2 separate regions of the Homo sapiens genome follow, and region 1 is linked to region 2. Evidence: read pairs that join two places in POLR2A ChIA-PET (ENCODE). Cell type or tissue: PC-3. All regions are shown on one strand. Each heading gives the region's core, and the rest is flanking DNA. Links, peaks and the distances in the headings are about the cores only.

Region 1 (10,812 bases), core at 1,031-9,030, 140 kb after region 2:
TAAAAATTAGGGCTTTAAAGTAAAACAGCCTTATATAATTATTGGCCTCTCTCTCTCTTCCTTTGTCTCTCCCTCTCTTCCTTTTTTACCTCCCTCCCTCCCTCTCGCTTCCCTATCCCCAAACCCTGTGTCCCCTCCCCAGTCTCCTGACACTGTCTCTTTCTTTCTCTCATCAGTATAGATGGTGGTAGGAAAAATGTTTATATCTAAATTGATCAGTAATTGTAAATATGCAGTATACTGCATAAGTTAACCCTGAGATGTGTTTAACTGAGTTTTATCTCAGTTTCTCCCTGGCAGGTGGTGCTCATTTAATAGAGAACTCAAAAAAGTAGCCTGTGTTCAGTCCCTAATAGACCATTGTTGATGTCATAGAATAATTTTTTTTTCTATATACTATCATATGGTCAGGTAAGCATTTTTAGAGAATGAGTTAGAATTTCATGAAGACTGGGTTTAGGTTAAAATACATTCATCTGGGCCAGGTGCAGTGGCTCTCGCCTGTAATCCCAGCACTTTGGGAGGCTGAGGTGGGTGGATCACGAGGTCAGGAGTTCAAGACTAGCCTGACCAACATCGTGAAACCCCATCTCTACAAAAACACAAAAATTAGCTGTGCATGATGGTGGGTGCCTGTAATCCCAGCTGCTCGGGAGGCTGAGGCACGAGAATCTCTTGAACCCAGGAAGCAGAGGTTGCCGTGAGCCAAGATTGCGCCATTGCATTCCAGGCTGGGCAACAGAGCGAGACTCTGTCTCCAAAAAAAAAAAAAAAAAAAAAATTTACCCATAGATGATGGCTGAGATGTGTTAGGACCCTTTATTGTTTTTTATCTCAAGTTGAATTTCTCCAGGTTCCATTTTTCAGTAGTCTTGTCCTTGTTTAGGTAAAAAGTGATTACATAGGAAAATCTGTTGGGTGAAAAGGAAGCAAAACTTTTTTTTTTTTTTTTTTTTTCGAAATGGGGTCTTGCTCTGTCACCCAGGCTGGAGTGATGCAGTGGCACTATCTCAGCTCACTGCAACCTCCGCCTCCGCCTCCTGGGTTCAAGTGATTCTCCTGCCTCAGCCTCCCCAGCAGCTGGGATTACAGGCATGCACCACCACACCTGGCTAATTTTTGTAGAGATGGGGTTTTGAACTACTGACCTCAAGTAATCCACCTGCCTCAGCTTCCCAAAGTGCTGGGATTATAGGCGTGAGCCACTGTGCCTGGCCAGAAACCTTTTAAAACTGCATACAAGCAAAACCAGACCAGAGCACCATATAGCAGTCAGAGAAGAGGGTTTTCTGAGTCATAAATATTGACTCAGAAAAAAAATTCAATATTTTTCTGAGTCAAAAATATTGAATGGTGTGAGGAAGAGTGGAACAGAATTGGTACACCTTAGTTCGTGTAAAATAAGGAAGTGTGTCAGAATAGCCAAGTGCTAAGTTTAGAAATGAGCTAAATAAATGGAGATTCCTGAGACCCTGCCTGGAACCAATTCTTACCAGTGTTAAGGTCACAGTTAAAATTTCCCAAGCTCTCCCGGATAATGATTGATTGATTGATTGATTGATTGACAGGCTCTCATTCCAGTTGCCCAGGCTGGAGTGCAATAGTATGATCTTGGCTCACTGTAGCCTCAATCCTCTGGACTTAGGTGATTCTCCACCTCAGCCTCCTGAATAGCTGGGACTACAAGAATGTGCCACCACACCTGGCTAATTTTTGTGTCTTTAGTAGAGATGGAGTCTTGCCGTGTTGCCCAGGCTGGAATCAAACTCCTGGACTCAAGCAATCTGCTCACTTCAGCCTCCCAAAATGCTGGGATTACAGGCATGAGCCACCACACCTGACCTCTCCTGGATAACTACTCTTTTTTTTTTTTTTTTTTTTTTTTAAGATTTAAAAAAACTGGTAAAGAGTTGTCCAAATACAGATGTTTCTATTTTTCCTCTACACATGTTCAGACTGATACAGGTTATGTTTCCAAAATCATGTAGTTTGGATGGGTTCACTTTTAACCCCTCCCAGCTGGAGGGTATGCAGGCTTTCCTGTTAGGACTAGTACAGATCTCTTCTTATGGGTGAGAAAATAGTCACTGTTTCTTTGCAATGATATGTAAGTGTCATTGTCCTCTGTGTTTGAGGATAAACCATGCCCTCTTTGTACCTGTCTGTCTTCTTTGAGTTGGTGCCCATCATACTGCAGATAAGAATTTGCACAGCTTATCAATAAGCCAGTTCTCTCTCTTCCCTCAAATACTGGGTGGTTTTCTCAAAAAAGACCCACATGGTTCGGGATAAAGTGTTTGGTTACTTGCTTTGATGTAGTTATAGTTTCTAAAACTGTAGCCCAAAAGAGTAGCCAATGCTTAGTCTTTAGTAGGCCATTGTCGATGTTGCTCTTCCTGCCATTCTTTTCTGTGAACTCACTATAAGTGCTTTTGATCTCTTGATTTTATAAACACCTATGTAGTGGTTTTATGTAGCAGGCGTTGTTCTGGATCCCACTCTGTGTAATAGGGACAAAATTAATAACATGCCAGTCTTGATGGACTGGATAGGTCTCAAAACTTCATTGTAAGTCATGTGTCTTGTTTGCCTTTTCATTGGTAACTGTCCCTCACGATTGAGGCTATGAGTTCAATAAAGAGAGATCTTGCTGTCTTTGTTCAGCATTATGTGTGTAGCTCTTGATACATTTATTGGCAGATGACATGCTATAGAGTGCTCATTTATTTCAGAGTCCATTGGTCGACAGTCTTCCTGATTGATGACTGTAGTTTCTGCATAATTATGATTGCCCTTTTCACTCTTGAAAGTATCCCACAATGGCTGATAAATTACATATGCGAACTAGAGTATTTACTATGTGTATTCTAAAGTTAATTTTATGAGTTTGAGATTATTTTTAAGCTTTAACAGGAACTATTAAAAAAGGGTATTGTTTGTCTTCTGGATATAAAGTGACAGTAGTTCACTTTGTGGTATTATAAATTTTGTTCCATGGGCAGTGAATATCTGATTTCTTTAGGATTAAATGAGTAAGAAATTCTGTTGTAAAAGTGATACCAAGCCTGGCCAACATGATGAAACCCTGTCTCTACTAAAAATAGAAAAATTAGCTGGGCACAGTGGTGTGCGCCTGTTGTCCCAGCTACTCGGGAGGCTGAGGCAGGAGAATCGCTTGAATTTAGGAGGTGGAGGTTGCAGTGAGCTGAGATCTCACCACTGCATCCCAGCCTGGGCAACAGAGCGAGACCCTGTGTCAAAAAAAATAAAAAAAAAGAGTGATACCGGTGAGCAGACAACTCTGGAAGGCTGAGAGAAAAGTCATGAGGTAGTAGCATGGGTCAGATACTACTCAAGTCACGCTTAAGGGAGTTAGCATTTTCAGCTAGTGATTGTGTGGACATTGGAGGAGTCAAAGACAGAGCTGCCAAAAGGTTTTCTGGTAAAACCAAAGGTCTTTTCCCTCCCCACCTTGAATGACATTGCATCTCAAGAGAGTCCTCGCTTGATGCTGTTAATTAATTAATCTCAGTTTACTTTGCATTCTGACTTTGGGTATTTTTTTCATTTTTTGAAAAACAGTTCTTCTGATATCAAAACACTTGAAAAGCCATTTAATGACTTGGTTTTATTCACTGTTTGAGACAGATTGTTTCAAAGTGAGGACTATGCATTACACAAACATTGTTAACTATAATTGTATCCTGTATACATTTTTTAAAGGTTTGTTTTGATGTTGGCACCTGTTTAAGATTTTCCTTTTTTGCTTCTTTTTGACACCATTTGTCAGAAAATGCTGGTTGAAAGGGATTGTTTGCATTTCATTTTTTGGTAAATTCAGCTTCATGTTCATTTGTTTACCAATAAATTTATTAGAATTGTGCAAAGTGAATATAAACCGTTTACACACATTGGTTACTCTTGTTTCAGTTAGTAATTATCCCTGCAAATTGAATTAATAGTAAAATGTGTAAAACATTACAATTTTTTACTTTTTTTATTTTTTACTGGCATAGGGGCCCGGCATAGTGGTTCATGCCTGTAATCCCAGCGCTTTGGGAGGCCGAGGCAGGAGATCACCTGAGGTCAGGAGATGGAGACCAGCCTGGCCAACATGGTGAAACCCCGTCTCTACTAAAAATACAAAAATTATCTGGGAGTGGTGGTGCTTGCCTGTAATCCCAGCTACTCTGGAGGCTGAGGCAGGAGAATCACTTGAACCAGAGAGTTAGAGGTTGCAGTGAGCCAAGATGGCGCCACTGCACTCCAGCCTGGCAACAGAGTGAGACTCCGTCTCAAAAATAAATAAATAAACAAACAAACAAACAATTTGGTTTAAAAAATACTAGGATTTTACTTAAAAAGATTTTTAAACTCGACAATTCTTACTAAGCTCTAGGATTTTAAGTTTATTAATAAAACTCTTGTGGCACACAGAATTTTTGGGTTTTTTTGGGACAGAGTCTCACTCTGCTACCCCAGGGATGGAGTACAGTGGCGATGTCAGCTCACTGCAGCCTCCACCTCCTGGGTTCAAGCAATTCTCCTGCCTCAGCCTCCCGAGTAGCTGGGACTACAGGCACGTTGCTACCATGCTCGGCTAATTTTTGTATTTTTTGTAGAGATGGGGTTTCAACATGTTGCCAAGGCTGGTTTCAAACTCCAAGGCCCAAGTGATCTGCCTGTCTTGGCCTCCCACAGGGCTGGGATTACAGGCATAAGCCACCACGCCTGGCCTAGAATTGTTTATCTAATGTCAAAGTTTAATATGGTTTTGGAAGGAAGTTATGAGTTTCACACAAATGCTTATAATTAAGAAATAAGTTTAGATGACAATAGCATATTAGGCTGTTAAGATTTCAACTCTGCTGTTTTGTAGGAAGCCACATGGAGGTCATTTACGGTTACTAGTTATCTTAGTCAGCTTGGGCAGCCATTAAAAAATAATACTGTAGACGGAGTGGCCCAAACGAGAGAAATTTATTTCTTATAGTTTTGGCATGGTAGATTTCATCCTGAGGTCTCTTCTCTTGGTTTGTAGTTGGCTGTCAATCTCCCTGCATGCTCACACGACCGCTTTTTGTACATACAGTAAGAAAATACACACTGTCATGTCATTTTTTTGTAAGGGAACTGATTTCATCATGAGGACCCTGCCACTCTCATGACCTGATCTAATCGTAATTAACTCCAAAGACCCTATCTCCAAATGTCAGCACATTGAGGGATTAGCACTTCAGCGATGACTTTTGGGAGGACACGGATATTTAGTCCAAAACACTGTTTTAACTGAAAAGAGTTTGCATTATGGACGTTTATGTTTGAAAAATCAGCTATTTAGGTAGTGGTGGTCTCTCACTTTATTTGCCATTGACTTGTTAGGGAAACCTTTTGCTTTCTCATTTCAAGATGCTAGATTAGTACCTTATTATCATACTTAATCTGTTAACTGTGATTTAGAAATATCAGGATGCTATAAACAACATGGAATTATGTGCAGATATACGATTGAGAGTTGGATTTTTTTTACATCTCAGTATTGTTCTGCATATTATTCAGAGGTATGTACTTTGTCCTAATATGCTATGTTATGGCTCTTTTTTTAATCTATGAAAAATTATATATATTTATTTATATATGTATAATATATATATTAAATATATATATATTTAAGAATGCATAAAACACACTTATTCTAAATAGTGATTTTGATGGAAATACGCTTCCAGGTTAACCACTCTCCAGGTTAATAAAGAGAATATTGCTAGTTCCTTAGAAGTCTTCCACGTACCTCTCACAGATCACATCCCTTTCCCTCTATCCAGAGGTAACTTCTGGCCTTTTATTTTACCTTTTTTTAAATTTGAGAGATAGGGTCTCACTCTGTTGCCCAGGTTGGAGTATAGTGGCCTGATTACTGCTCACTGCAGCCTTGACCTCCTGGGCTGAAGCGATCCTCTGGCCTCAGCCTCCTGAGTAGCTGGGATTGCAGGTACATGCCACCATGCCAGCTAATTTGTTTTCTAGTGTTTTTTTGAGATGGAGTTTCACTATTTTTGCCCAGGTTGGAGTGCAGTGGCGCAGCCTCAGCTCACTGCAACCTCTGCCTCCTTGGTTCAAGTGATTCTCCTGCCTCAGCCTCCTGAGTAGCTGGGATTAAAGGTGCATGCTGGCTAATTTTGTATTTTTAGTAGATTCGGGATTTCACTATGTTGGCCAGGCTGGTCTTGAACTCCTGACCTCAGGTGGTCTGCCCACGTTAGCCTCCCAAAGTACTGGGATTACAGCCTGACCATAATTTTTAATTTTTAATTTTTTGTAGAGATGGTGTCTCACTATGTTGCCTAGGCTGGATTATTTTTTAGTTTTACCATCTACATGTGTATTTCTTTCAGTTACCTACTACTGCATAACAAACTACCCTAAAACTTACGGCTTAAAACAACCATTTTATTGTATCTTACAAATTTGTGAATTAGGGATTCAGTCAAGGCACAGCAGGGTGATTCTTTTCCATGCAGCATTGATGGAGGTCACTCAGTGCCATTCAGCTGGCAGACTGGATCCAAAGATAGCTTCACTCATAGGTCTTGCTTGCACTTTGATGTGGATGGCTGGAAGGCTGGGCTTAGCTGGAACTGTGTACCAGAGTGTGTGTACATGGCCTTTCTAGCATTGCGGTCTGAAGGCAGTTGGATTTCTTAAATGGCAGCTGAGATTTCCTAGAGAGGCAGCCTCAAGAGGCTTGGGCAGAAGTTTCAAGCTTCTTCAAATCTAACCTTGGACATCCCATTGTATTGGTCAGGCCAATCACCAAGACCAGAATGGATTCAAGCCAAAGGAATTAGACTTCATTTTTCAATGGGAGGAATAGTAAAAAAATTGGTGGTCATTTTTAATTTGCCACAGTTCTTATAATAGTTCTAATTTTTAAAATTTTATATAAATGAAGTGATATCTGCAAATATTTTTGCAGTTTGCATCTTTTGATCAATTTTGTGGGACTCGTGAATGTTAGTATAGTTCATTTTTATTGCTGTATATTTTCATAGCTGTGTGGCTCTATTGTATAGCTAGACCACAGTTTATCCATTCTGTCATTAAAGAACATTTGTGTTATATAAAGATGCTGCAGTGAACATTCATGTGTATGTCTTCTGTGCAAGGATTTCTCTGTGTACATACATAAGAACTTTTCTAGGCTGTGTAAGAGTGGAATTGCTGGGTCACAGGGTATGTCCAGTGCATGGTACTTTTGCTGGTCTTCTGTGTTTATATTAGTATACCACTGTGGTTTTAACTTACATTGCTTGATCACCATTGGATCTGAGCATATTTTCATATACATTTTGGTCATTTATTTTACTTTCTAAAGCACTTGCTCAAATGTTTTGCCCAGTGTTCTTTTGAATTTTTGCCCCTTTTTCCTGTATGATAACTGCTTGCTTTTAATCCTTCCATGTGCCTAGGACAGGGAGCCATTTTTCCTTTTTTTTTTTTTTTAAAACAGGGTCTCCGTCGCCTAGGCTGGAGTGCAGTGGCACAATCTCGGCTCACTGCAACCTCCATCTCCCAGGCCCAAGTGATCCTCTCACCTCAGCCTCCTAAGTAGCTGGGACTACAGGTGGGTACTGCTACCGTGCCTGGGTAATTTTGTTTTTGTTTGTTTTTTTGGTAGAGATGGAGTTTCACCATGTTGCCCAAGCTGGTGTCGAACTTCTGGGCTAAAGTGATCCACCTGCCTCAGCCTCCCAAAGTACTGGGATTACAGGCATGAGCCACTGCACCGGGCTCATTTTTCTATATTCGAAAAGTTTCATATATATGTCTTTAATCTTCTCAGAATTGACTATGTATATATGAGTGTAGGAGTTTTTTTCTCAGATGGATATCCAGTTTTCCTAGGACGATTTACTGAAAAGTTCACTCCTCACTGATTAGTGATTGCACTTCTGTCCGTAATAGTTGCATAGATCTGTTACTGTATTCTGTTTGTTGTCTGTCGCTGTGTCAGTAGCACTGTCTTAATTACTAAAACATTAGAATATGTCTTGATAGTAGAGGAAGTCCTTTTATCTTGTCTTGGCTGTTCTTTGTTGTAGTCAGATAAATTTAAGAATTGGCTTGTAAAGTTCCGCAAAGGACCTCTTGAAATTCTGAGATTGCAATGAACCTATAGAAAAATTTGGAGAATTGGTATCTTTACATTAAGTCTTCTAGTCTATGACAATGGTAAAAACATCTGTCTCCTTTGCCCTTTAATGTAAATGTTTCTATAATCTGAAGATGGAACTAACAAGATCTGGGTTGAAACCTCAGTTCTGCTTCTTACTGCCTTAGGACCTGAGGCAAGTCACATAAACTCTCTAAACTTTAGTTTTCTTATCTATAAAATAAGTGGTAATACCTACTAAGCAGAGTTACTAAGAGAATAGGGTATCATGTTAAAACCCTGAGTGTAGAAACTAGTGCATAATATCTCTTAGTGAATGGAATTAATATACTACATCTCTCTCTCCTTAAAGTTTGTGGGATATTCAGTTTTAAACTGGGTGCCATATAATGTTTTAATATCCTTGTTAACAAATTTATCAAAATCACATATATGGGTAGAATTTAGGTGATGGGTATATGAATGTTCGCTGTACAAGTCTTCCAATTTTGCTGTATGTGAAGAATTTTCATAAACTTTTGAGAAAAAGACAACATATATGAAAAATATAGAATGCTTAAAAGACTTTGCTGCCTCTCCCTGCTCCATGTGAAATCACAGTAAAGCCAAGTTAAATCTGACTTTTTAGGTTAAATGTTTTATTGAAACTATTAGCACACACATGCTCTTGTGGGTTGATTTAGTTCTAAATATTTCACGTTATTAGAGTCATTGACTTTTTTTTTTTTTTTTTAAAGTCATGGAGTTCCTTTTCTCAATATCATTAACCTTGTAAGATCTTCTAAAAGTGTTTACAACACAGCTTATAATTAACTGATTTTTGGAGAGGTGGAAGGGAACTAAGTTCTTTTTTTTTTCTTTTTTTAAATTTCCGAGATGGAGTCTTGCTCTGTCGCCCAGGCTGGCGTGTTGTGGTGCTATCTCAGCTCACTGCAGCCTCCGCCTCCCGAGTTCAAGCAATTCTCTTGCCTCAGCCTCCTGAGTATCTGGGATTACAGGCGCGTGCCACCACGCCTGGCTAATTTTTGTATTTTAGTAGAGACAGGGTTTCGCCATGTTGGCCAGGCTGGTCTCAAACTCCTGACCCTGTGATCCGCCTGCCTTGGCCTCCCAAAGTGCTGGAATTATAGGCATGAGCCACTGTGCCCAGCTGATAGGGAACTAAGTTCTTTGGTGCATTGGTTATCTTTTGCTGCATTAACTGACTATGGAAAAAATTAGTGGCCTAAAATAATAATTCTGTCATTCGAGTTGGGCTCAGCTGAGCAGTTCTTCTGCTGATACTGCCTGAAGTCACTCATGCATCTGTATCTGGGAGCTATACTGGGGCTGGAGGGTCTAGGAAGGTCTCTCACTCAAATGTCTGGTGCCAGCTCATCTGGGCCTTTCTTTTCACGTTTTCACCATTCATCTGTTTAGTCCAGGCTTCCTTAGGTGTTGCTGGGAACATTCCAAAAGGGGGAAGGTGGAAGCTTTAAGGCCTCCTGAGGCCATTGTACAATTTCACTTCTACCACATTCTGTTGTAGATTAGTTTAGGCATGAACTGAAATGGAAAATTTAGCAGAAATGGATCCTGGATTTTCTGGTACCCGTGTTTCGTTTAATTACTTTGTTGCTTTCTCTCCCTCCCTGAGTTCAATTAAGTTGAGAAAAGTGTTCATTGTTATTACTGATGGATTAGACTTTATTTGCTCTTCATTGAATGTTTCAGTTAATTTACAGACTAGTAAATTATCTGAGTCATCAAGTTATGTACGTGTATGTGGGTATCTATATACATAAATATAGATAAAATAATGCAGGAGGCGAATACTTGCAGTGGCTTTAGGATGATTGTTATATTCCTGTGGTTCCTGCTTCCCAGAAATGTTTTCTGTGATTACATCACACGTGTCCAGGTTTCTTATGAATGAACACTTAAGGAGCACTGCTTCACTGGAGGGTAATTAACACATTCTCAGACATTTAATTTCAAAAGCAAAGCATATATGTCTTTCTCTAAAGGCCCATGAAAACAAGTTTTTTTTTTTTCTCTTCATGAAATTGAGTGATTATAAAAACTGATTTAATCCATTGTAATTTTTTGTTATCCAAAAGTTGATTTTAAACAGTGAATCAGATTTCGGCACTGTGATTCATACTCCCAAAATGAGTAACATGATTAGCAGGATATTCCTAGTTGTTCTCTTGACTTAAAAAAAAAAAAAGTCCATGGTGACTCCTCCATTTTTGGTAGTGGAGTTGTATTGGGTCTATGAAGAGGCTTTGCGAGAAAAAAGAGCAGCTATTTATGGAGCATTTCCTCAGGCCTGCAATTTGAAGCTATTATAGCAAAGTTGCTGAGCAAGTCCGTGATTGCAGGCCAACAGTCATTCAAGCCCCCATCCTGCAGTCTGTGTGGAGTGAGTTCAAAACTACTGCTGTGCAAAGTTTTCCCTCTGCAGTGTTTATCAGTTGCCTACTTTGTAAAGAGCAAGGGTTTCAGGCATTCTAAACCCGCTTTGTTAACTGGTAGATTATTAAGCAGTTACAGGATATAAGCTAGTTTTTGGGTGTTCGGGAGATTGTTCAGCATTTAAGAATACAATGATTCCCCCATCCCCTACTCCCTTTTAGTTACTTAAAATCAAACCATCT
Region 2 (10,812 bases), core at 1,361-9,360:
TTCCAAGGTAGTGATAATGTTCAAATTTCTTAATCTAGGTGGTTCCACAGACATTAGCTTTATAAGTATTCATTAAAATATGCATATGTTTTATATACTCTGTATTTTAAAATTAAAACTATTTTTAAAAAAAAATAAAAAGCAGGGAGCTACAATCATGAACTAAGGCTATGAGTTTAAGATGTAAAATTATGCAGGTAAAGAATAAAAAAATTAAGTCAATAATTGAAGAATTTTTTAAATTTTTGTTTGATACTTCTACATATTTAAATGCTTCATGTAAAAGATTCTGCCTGAATTATTTTTCTTTTGCTCAGATGCTTGCTATTATATAGACAAAAATCTAAAAATTGAAAAGGCAACCAAGTGACTCAATTTTTTATGCCTCAATAACTAAATAAACATCTCTTTTTTTCTGAGAGGCTCCAAGGATGAAATTAATATTTTTTTATTAAAAAAAGAGAAAGAAAGAAAACGTAATATTTGAATGAAGATCGTTATATAATAGTCAAAGTACTAGGAATTATCTTTTATCAACATAAGCTTTATGTAATTATTTCTAATCAAATTACTTCCACTTTTGGACCTAATATAAGTATAAAGACTATTTCTGGGGGTGACTGGAAAAAAGTGTCTTACTCAATTTTGAATATTTTGATACATCAGAATTTAATATTTGATTCTTTAGTCATTCTTCTATTTCTATATATGTAACTAAATTATTTTGGTATTGTGATATAATTATTTCAGATATACAAGAATCCATTTGCAAAAACCCATCCATCAAAAATACTTTACAAATAATACCACTTCTGGTAAGTATTTGAAGAAGCTCTTTTTTTCTTGTTTTAGGAAACTTCTGATTTTATGTACACATCAATACAGGTAAGAACCCCGTATTAATATTAATATTTCTTGGGATTGGTTTATAGAGGTTTTCTCCTCAACTGGCTTTTTATTATAAGACTGTTCATTAGAATTATGCAAATATCCTGTCATTTAAAAAAATCCTTAAAGGTCAGAATATGAAGTTTTTTTAACGTTTAGGTTCAGGGGTACATGTGCAGGTTTGTTAAATAAGTAAATTGTGTATCGCAGGGGTTTGATGGACAGATTATTTCATTGCCCAGGTAATAAGCAGAGTACCTGATAGGTAGTTTTTCAATCCTCTCCTTCCTCCCACCCTCCATGGCCTCAAGTGGGCCCCAGTGTCTGTTGTTCCCGTCTTTGTGTTCATGTGTACTCAATGTTTAGCTCCCACTTCTAAGTGAGAACGTGTGGTATTTGGCTTCCTGTTCCTGTATTAGTTTACTTAGGATTGTGGCCTCCAGCTCTATCCATGTTGCTGCAAAGGACATGATCTTGGTCTTTTTTATGGCTGCATAGTATTCCATGGTGTATATGTACCACATTTTCTCTATCCAGTCTACCATTGATGGGCATTTAGGTTGATTCCGTGTCTTTGTGAATAGTGCTTACAATGAACATACCCCTGCATGTCTTTATGATAGAATGATTTGCATTCCTTCAGGGTATATACCCGATAATGGGATTGCTGGGTTGAATGGTACTTCTGTTTTAAGTTCTTTAAGAAATTGCCACACTGCTTTCCACAATGACTAAATTAATTTGCATTCCCACCAGCAGTGTATAAGCATTCCCTTTTCTCCACAGCCTCACCAGTATCTGCTATTTTTTGACTTTTTAATAATAGCCATTCTAACTGGTGTAAGATGTTATCTCATTGTGGTTTTGATTTGCATTTTTCAAATGATTAGTGATGTTGAGCTTTTTTTCATATGCTTCTTGGTCACATGTGTGTCTTCTTTTGAAAAATGTCTGTTCATGTTCTTTGCCCACTTTTTAATGGGGTTGTTTCTTGCTTGTTAATTCATTTTAGGTTCCTTATAGATTCTTGATATTAGGCCAGGCATGGTGGCTCATGCCTGTAATCCCAGGACTTTGGGAGGCCGAGGCTGGCTGGTCACCTGAGGTCAGTAGTTCGAGACCAGCCTGGCCAACATGGTGAAACCCTGTCTCTACTAAAAATACAAAAAACTAGCCAGGCGTGGTGGTGTGCACCTGTAGTCCCAACTACTCAGGAGGCTGAGGCAGGAGAATCGCTTGAAACTGAGAGGCAAAGGTTGCAGTGAGCCAAGATTGCACCATTGCACTCCAGCCTGGGCAACAAGAGTGAAACTCTATCTCAAAAAGATTTTTTAAAAAGATTCTGGATGTTAGAACTTTGTCAGATGCATAGTTTGCAAATATTGTCTCCCATTCTGTAGGTTGTCTGTCTACTCTGTTGATAGTTTACTTTGCTGTGCAGAAGCTCTTTAGTTTAGCTAGGTTCCATTTGTCAATGTTTGCTTTTGTTGCAATTGCTTTTGATGTCTTCATCATGAAATCTTTACCAAGGCCTATGTCCAGGATGGTGTTTCCTAGGTTATCCTCCAGGGTTTTTATAGTTTTAGGTTTCATTTAAGTCTTTAATCCATCTTGAGTTGATGTTTTTGTGTATGGTATAAGGAAGGGGTCCAGCTTCAATCTTCTGCACATGGCTATCCAGTTATCCCAGCACAATTAATTGAATGGGGAATCCGTTCCCCATTGCTTGTTTCTGTCAACCTTGTTGAAGATCAGATGGTTATAGGAGTACAACATTATTTCTGGGCTATCTACAGAATATAAACATTTTTATATTCAGAGTATTTTCATCAGTCATGGGAGCAGAAACAGGTATTAGTGTACCAATCTTCAAATAACTTTAGATGTGTATCCTAATTGAAAAACTGCTAAGAAGTGTACATCGGTAAGTATCCATATCTTTTCTGTGTCTTGAGAGTTTTTTTTTTTTTTAATTATACTTTAAGTTCTGGGATACATGTGCAGAACATGCAGGTTTGTTACATAGGTATACATGTCCCGTGGTGGTTTGCTGCACCCATCAACCCATCATCTACATTAGGTATTTCCCCTAATGCTATCTCTCCCCTAGCCCTCCACCCCCGACAGGCCCTGGCGTGTGATGTTCCCCTCCCTGTGTCCATGTGTTCTCATTGTTCAACTCCCACTTACGAGTGAGAACATGCAGTGTTAAAACTAGACATTACTGAATCTTTTTTTTTATTTTTTGCCTTGGCACTGGGTTCTGGTAAAAATGATCTGGAACAGCACTTTTCAAACTTTAGTGTACTTTGTACCACCTACAGATCTTGGTAAATACATTTTCTAATGTAGTAGGTCTGGGATGAGACTAGGTAATACCAATGCTGCTAACTAACTTTGAAACACAAGTTAGTTCTATGTGAAGCACTAACTTCACATAGAAACATGAACATGGATACACATTGGAATCACATGGAGAGCTTTAAAAAATACTGATGCCTGGGTCATACCTGAGGGCAGCTTGGGCATTTAGATATTTTTAAGCTCTCTGAAGAATTCAAATGGGAAGCGAAGGATGAGAAACACTGGTCTAGAAACAGTGATGACAAACAAGAAAGTCACCTACCCTTCCTGGTCCCCTGTCCTTTGTCCATCTGGGAGTTCGTGGGGAAGGGGATCAAAGTGTAGCCTGCACTGATGAGGAAAGCCAGTGAAGTAGTCAGTCCAAGTACCCTCTCCCATTGACAGTACTGGACATACACTGACAAATTCTTCTTTTGCTGGACTTCTCTTAGTCACCAATCTATCAATAAAACAGCAGTACTACATAAATGTTGAATTAACTATTATAGTCAAGAAAGAGATTTATGAAATACTTTCATGTCTCTGACAAATTTTGCTTTGCTTCTCATTTGCATTGTATAAGTGGTCTTCCATTTCTTCTTCCGTTTATTAAATATTAAGTACCGTCTATGTGCCAGAAACTTTGCTACATTCTAAAAATACATCATGAGCACAAAATAGCCAACTTTGCTAAGGCTAGGATTCACATTTCTCAGTTAGAAATTTTGGCCACAAAAGAAGAAGGCAGAAGTGGTCAGAAGCCATTATTGTTAGAAGATCATCATGGTTAGTCAGTGATGGACAAATACAAAGGTGCCCAGCAGCTCACTCCTCTCCACTCTATAGCATCTTCATGACTACAGGCCCTGCTGACCAACAGCAGCCCTAGGCCGACCACCAGGCACTGGGCTGCAGACCTGAAGACAGTAGCTTCAGAAAAGCAGAGTCGTTCCACATTCGGCAGTTTCCATAGATTTCCCCAGCAAGCTCCCCCTTCATAGTTCCACTTCAGCAGCTTGGGCATGCTTGGATTATCAGATTTCCCTGCAAGCTTCAATTTGTTTACCCACACCAGTGCTTCAAACAGCCTGCTCAGTCATCCTTTCTCTGATCCTGACTGGCACGCCACAGTAGAGCAGGCTACATTTTTATCCCTTGCCCCATATACTCTGATCCTTCAATTTTCCTTTTCCAGACCCTCATTTTCCCAGCTCCTATATTTGGTAAAATGTAATTCCTGTGATAAGTACCTTAGTCCCATAATTCTTATAATGGCTTTGTTTTCCTGATGGATACGGTCTGATAGAGGAAACATAAAAATAAGCGGTCTCTTATAAATCAGTGTAAAAAGCACTAACTTCACAGGCATATGAACATATGGGAAATGAACAACATTCTGAGTTCTGAAAAAAGCTTCAGAGTTAGCCAAATGAATATTATTTCAGAGACTGAAAAGGAGAAAGGAACTTCCAAGGACTAAATGAAACAGATTCAGGATGAAGAGGGAGAGAAAAAACTGGAGAGGGAAGCAGGGGCTAATGTTCCCATAGGTTTCCTTCTGGCGTGCCTAACTATGTGGGTTCCAGGCCCTTTCATCATTAGTTCCGTCGGACATTGTTTTCACAAGCTCACCCCCAAGAACTCCCATTTCTGCTATACAACACTATAGAGTTTTATTGGTACCCAGAATTTATCTAGAAGAAAATTTTAAATAAAGAGCTTTAAATGCAGGTTCAAATAAATTAGAATTTATCATTTCACTTTGAACCCTGAATTTTTATTTATTTATTTATTTTTGAGACGGAGTCTTGCTCTGTCACCCAGGCTGGAGTACAGTGGAGCAATCTCAGCTTACTGCAACCTCCGCCTCCCAGGTTCAAGGGATTCTCCTGCCTCAGCCTCCCGAGCAGCTGGGATTACAGGCACGTGCCAGCACACACAGCTAATTTTTGTATTTTCAGTAGAGACAGGGTTTTACCATGTTGGCCAGGCAGGTCTCGAACTCCCGACTTCGTGATCCGCCTGCCTCGGCCTCCCAAAGTGCTGGGATTACAGGCGTTAGCCACTGTGCCCAGCCTGAAACCTGAATTTTTAATGATATTGTAAAACTGCACATTTTCAAAGTGGGAATTTTACCTTTTAGAGTAGAAAGGTACTGATGAACATAATGTAAGGGTTGAGGTAAATAATCTATAAAGTCCTCTGCAATCTTAAACTCATTACCTGGGAGAATGATGTCAGGATGTGTTGAATATGCCACTATTTGACATGTCAGCCTAGTTTGTAGCTGCAGTGTTTTGGCATGTGTTTGCATGCTTGTTTCTTCTTTCTGATTTCCAGGAGAAGAGAGAAGATAGAACCAGCAGCTGCAGAGACAAGAGATAATTCCAGCAGAATCCGTCTAAGAAGACCTTTCATGTACTTCCCTAGGACTAGATGCATACCGTTTTGTGAAAACCAGCCATAGGAAAACATGTGAGCAACAACCCCCATGAACATTTGTCCTAACTCAGATTTTGTGAGCAGTGAAGTTTAACAGAGCAGTGACATTTAACAAAGCAGTGAAGTTTAACAGAGTTCTGAGAATACCATGAAAGACATTATGCCTGCCTAAACAAAAAGCAGGACATAACCTAGCTCTGAATACATGCCACAAGGATGAAGCTTGTGAGTAGAGCAAACAAACGTTTTTCCAAAGAATTCACAGTGCTCCTTTGCAATTTATAGATTTCATGTTGAAATATATGTTAAATAAAATTTCTGTTTATTGAACCTCTTTATTAAACCTCTAACTTACTGATAAGATGTTTATGAAGTATGGCATATTTTGATTTTTTTAATTGTAATAAATATTCTTAAAGTTACCACATCCCACAAAATGGCCCTTGGTGGCAGCAATAGAGCAAAGGTTACCTTTTTGTATGGTGAAGGGAGGCCTTCCTATGGCTGTACAATTACATCGATTCTTCCAAATTTCATATTTCATACATGGCACTTTGGCATACCGAAAAAACATGAAATTTTTCATTAAAATGCCATGAATCAAGCCAGGGCCGTTGGCTTATGCCTGTAATCCCAGCACTTTGCAGGCCGAGGTAGACAGATGGCTTGAGCTCAGGAGTTCGTGACCAGCCTGGGCAACCCTGTCTCTACAAAAAATACAAAAATTAACCAGGCATGGTGGCATGCACCTGTAGTCCCAGCTACTTGGGGTGCTGAGGCGGGAGGATTACTTGAGCCCAGGAGGATTACTTCAACCTGGGAGGTTGAGGCTGCAGTGAGCTGTGTTTCGCCACTGCACACCAGCCTGGGTGACAGTGTGAGACCCAGCCTCAAAAAAAAAAAAAAAAAAGTGATGAATCAAAATTAGAAATTAAGAGTTTTAAGAAAACATGTGGCCTTTTATTAATAACACTACTAAATTTTGGTTCCTCCATAGAATTAGTTTTGAAACACTTGATGTAGTGAGAAATGCATTAACATGTTGAATGCCTACCATGTACCAAATTTTGTGCATATATTTTTTATTTAATCTGACCAGCCACCCAAACCATGGGTATTTTTGTCTCCACTTTAGAGATGAGAAACTGAGCCAAGGCCACATAGCTACCTACAGTGACAGAATCAAAATTCAAACTCAGGTTTATCTAGTTCCAAAACCCATGTTCTTTCTGCCACACCATGTTAGTAGAAATGGAAACTATTGGATGAAATGAGGAAAAACAGGAAAAGAATTCACTTTTTAAATGAAGAAATTAGTGAAAAAATTGACCTAATGAAGGAAACATTTGTGCTTTCCTATATTTTTAATTTTAAGAATAGGATTTCGGAAGGCGACAGAAAATTTAGTTCTTAGACATTTAAATAGAAAGTTGTGTGCCCCTATAGAAAATATTTGAGAATTTCTTATACTATCAAGAAAAAATTCTGTGAATTAAGATGTAATTTATAAAATAACATTTCAATGGGGGTAAACAGGCCAGAAGAGTGTGCCAAGTTGTTTGTGAATCATTCCAAGCACCTCAGATGAAAACTCACTTTTATTAAAAAAAAAAAAGACAAGGGTTTATATTCATATACACTAGTATATATGTACACAGCAGCATCCTGCATGCCAAAGTAGCTTCACCGTTAGTAATCCCTCACTTTAATACCTCTTAGGAACCAAAGAATGCCTCTACAAGCAAAAAGATAGTTGAAAATAGTTAAGATCCAAAGTCAGAATAGGCCAAAAAAAAAAAAAAAAAAAGCCTAAATAGTAAGCTGGTGAAACAAGATAAGATTTGCATTTTACTAGAACTTGCACATTATGATATTGTCCTTTTATGAAACTGTCATATGACCAGAATTCTTCTGTAATTCTGCCCATGACTCCTCCAGAATTTTAGTAGATACAGGGTGGGTTCATTAAGAGTGATAAAAGTGGGAAGACATAAAGAGCCTTTGTGAATTAAAGTGGAAGAGAATAACACTTTGCATGCTATAAACGTGAAAACTAACATTTTTGGCCAGACACAGTGGCTCATGCATGTAATTCTAGCACTTTGGAGGCCAAGGCAGGAGGACTGCTTGAGCCCAGGAGTTTGAGACCAGCCTGGGCAATGTAGCAAGACCCCATCTCTATATAAAATATAAAAATGTTGGCTGTGCACGGTAGCTTATGCCTGTAATCTCAGCACTTTGGGAGGCCAAGGCAGGCAGATCATGAGGTCAAGAGATCAAGACCATCCTGGCCAACATGGTGAAACCCTGTCTCTACTAAAAATACAAAAATAGCTGGGCATGGTGGCACGCACCTCTACTCCCAGCTACTAGGAGGCTGAGGCAGGAGAATCGTTTGAACCCAGGAGGTAGAGGTTGCAGTGAGCTGAGATTGCACCACTGCACCAGCCTGGCAACAGAGCAAGACTCCGTCTCACAAAAATGAATAAATAAAATAAAAATAAAAATGTTACTTTTTAAAAAGTAACTTTTTTAATAATATAAGAAAGAAAAATGCCCTTTCACACTGAATCTTCAAGTTCTAAGGAAGAAAAGAGTCTCCTTTCGAATGTGAAGAAGTAAATTTAGAGGAAATCAAACAAGCATCACTTTCCTCAGTGGAAAAACTTATGAAACTTCTTATAAGAGAGAGTAATCTCAGGCCGGACATGCTGGCTCATACCTGTAATCCCAGAACTTTGGGAGGCCGAGGCAGGTGGATCATTTGAGCTCAGGAATTCAAGACCAGCCTGGGTAATATGGCAAGAGCCCAACTCTACTAAAAATACAAAAAGAAAAGAAAACAGCCAAGCTTGGTGGTATGTGCCTGTGGTCCCAGCTACTGGGGAGGCTGAGGTGGGAGGATCGTTTGAGCCTGGGAGGCAGAGGTTGCAGTGATCAGGAATTGTGCCACTGCACTCCAACCTGAGTGACAGAGCAACACTCTGTCTTAAAAGAAAAAAAAAAAAGAGAGAGATAGTAATCTCTTGGGCAAAAGGTATCAAATAATTGAAAGAAAAGTTTAAACACATTTCCGAGAGGCAGGGCAACTAATAACTGGTCAGAAAAATTTAGACGGTCTTCATTTTAAAATTGGCATCAGGAAGGATTACCATGAACTTATTTTAAATCCATATTGTACCAGAATGACTATGTCTGTGTTTCTTAGGAATGTTGAAGCTTTTTGTGAAAACTGTACTGTATACATATATAAATATACACACACTTACATGTATGTATTTTGATAGATATTACATGGACTAAATTTTGTCAATTTCATGTAATTTACCCTTTGCAATAAAAATGATTCATTAAATATATAACTAAATGTGATTTGGTTTTTATAACTGTAAATTTTTAATATAAAAATTCCCAAAATGTTTGTTTGTATTTTCTTTGACATTGAGAAACCTGACACTCATTAGCCACAATACAGGCACTAATTTAACTCTAGTATACATGAAAATTTGCTTCAGAATTGCTAATCCACATACCTAGGAGAAACAGATTTCTAACTAAAGTACAGCATTTTTATCATTCTTTTCATCCCCAATCTTACTTATTCAGTCAACACACTGTTTTCCAAAGTCACTAAAGCCAGTTCCTTCTTCTCTACCCCCTTCACTGTGGTGGGTTTTTGTTTTGTTTTTTAAGAGTTGGGGGTCTCACTTTATCACCCAGGCTGGAGTGCAGTGGCATACTCATAGCTCACTGCAGCCTCGAACTCCTGGGCTCAAGAGATCCTCCTACCTCAGTCTCCCCAGTATCTGGGACTAAAGGCATGCATGGCAATGCCTAGCTTTTTTTCTTTTTCTTTTCTTTTTTTTTTTTTTTTTTTTTTTTTGTTTGGAGATAGGATCTCACTGTGTTGCCCAGGCTACACTGGAACCCTGGCCTCAAACCACCTTCCCATCTCAGCCTCCTGAGTCGCTAGGATTGCAGGAGTGATAGTTTACCAAGTGAATAATTTTAATACAGTTTAGATTCATTTGTCACAATCTGTATCCCATGTTGGATTCTTCCAACATCCTGGATGTTTTTCCTATTTGCATACAGTAAATTCACTCTTTGTAGAATTGTGTAGGTGTTGACATATGCATAGCATTGTATACCCATCACTACTGTACCATGCAGAACAGCCCTATCATGCCAAAAATTCCTTCATACAGCCCTGAGCAACCACTGATCTGGATTTTGTTTCTATTATTTTGCCTTTCCCAGAAAGGGGGAATATTAGAATAAAACTTTTGGTGCTGGATTGATGTCGGAGATATATAGAGAATTCTTACAATTTTATGTTGCTCAGCATCCATTTTGAATACAAGTTTAACTTTCTCATACCAAAGCAGGGCTCAGTCATCTTTGGCACAATTTCCAGTTCTACATTACACCCAGATGGCTCAAGCTGGTGGCCAGTGACAAGAACTTAGAGGGATCTCTCCTGCCTTGCGGACTGCACTCCCTGCTTTCCTGCCTCTCTTTAAATGGACCATTTAGACATTTGCCTATTAAAGTGGCCCACACTCCATTCCCTTAGACATGCTGCTAGACACACTTTCTCTCTGGCTCTTCCTTTCTGCCTCATATGACCTGGGGACAGAGGACTGCCCTCCTGACTCATTATGCCCTCCTTGCCCAGGATCTGTAAGTGAAAATCTTTGAACTTATTTCCTATTGTGGTGATGTACTGAATTTGTGCTTTCCATCTGAAGAACCAGGGGACACCAGGGAGAGCACAAGGTTGAACTCCCAGTGCCAAAGTGATGGTCAGGCAGGCATAAACTGGACATGGATCAGACAAGAGCCACAAGGGCATCTGCCAGTATAAACAAGTTTCCCATGTGAGGGACCCCCAGTCAGGTCAGGCAACTAGGACTTAGGCCATCCTCCAGGTAAAAGAAGTATCCCATGAAAGGCACACTGTAAACACCCACATCCATCTCCCCTTCATATCCTGTTGGGGTAGGGTTGCTAGCTACTCTGATATTGGAACCCCAATTTAGCTGGGGGCTCTCAAAAATAAGGTACCAAGGCCAGGCACGATGGTTCACGCCTATAACCCCAACATTTTGGGAGGCCGAGGGAGGAGGATTGCTTGAG

What was found. ChIA-PET counts read pairs that join two places held together with the same protein. Peaks named below come from ENCODE experiments on the same cell type or tissue, not always from the same donor. Only the 100,000 strongest peaks of a DNase experiment are listed, where the experiment ranks them.
Region 1: POLR2A ChIA-PET joins it to region 2 with 10 read pairs; 2 of 35 experiments call an interaction of 5 or more read pairs at or near these places.

What each region holds. Positions count from the first base shown.
Region 1 is chr11:102,128,860-102,139,671 of GRCh38, forward strand. The region is part of intron 2 of YAP1 (Yes1 associated transcriptional regulator); the gene reads left to right. Among named protein-coding and RNA genes, the nearest start is that of YAP1-DT, 24 kb to the left of the region's middle. In PC-3, for the core only: no CTCF peak of the experiment used is centred there; no DNase peak of the experiment used is centred there; H3K27ac peaks cover 1,405 bases.
Region 2 is chr11:101,992,028-102,002,839 of GRCh38, forward strand. CEP126 (centrosomal protein 126) reads left to right here. Exons shown (of 11, transcript NM_020802.4): 10 at 751-815; 11 at 5,572-9,035. The coding sequence ends at 5,616. Among named protein-coding and RNA genes, the nearest start is that of CFAP300, 50 kb to the right of the region's middle. In PC-3, for the core only: no CTCF peak of the experiment used is centred there; no DNase peak of the experiment used is centred there.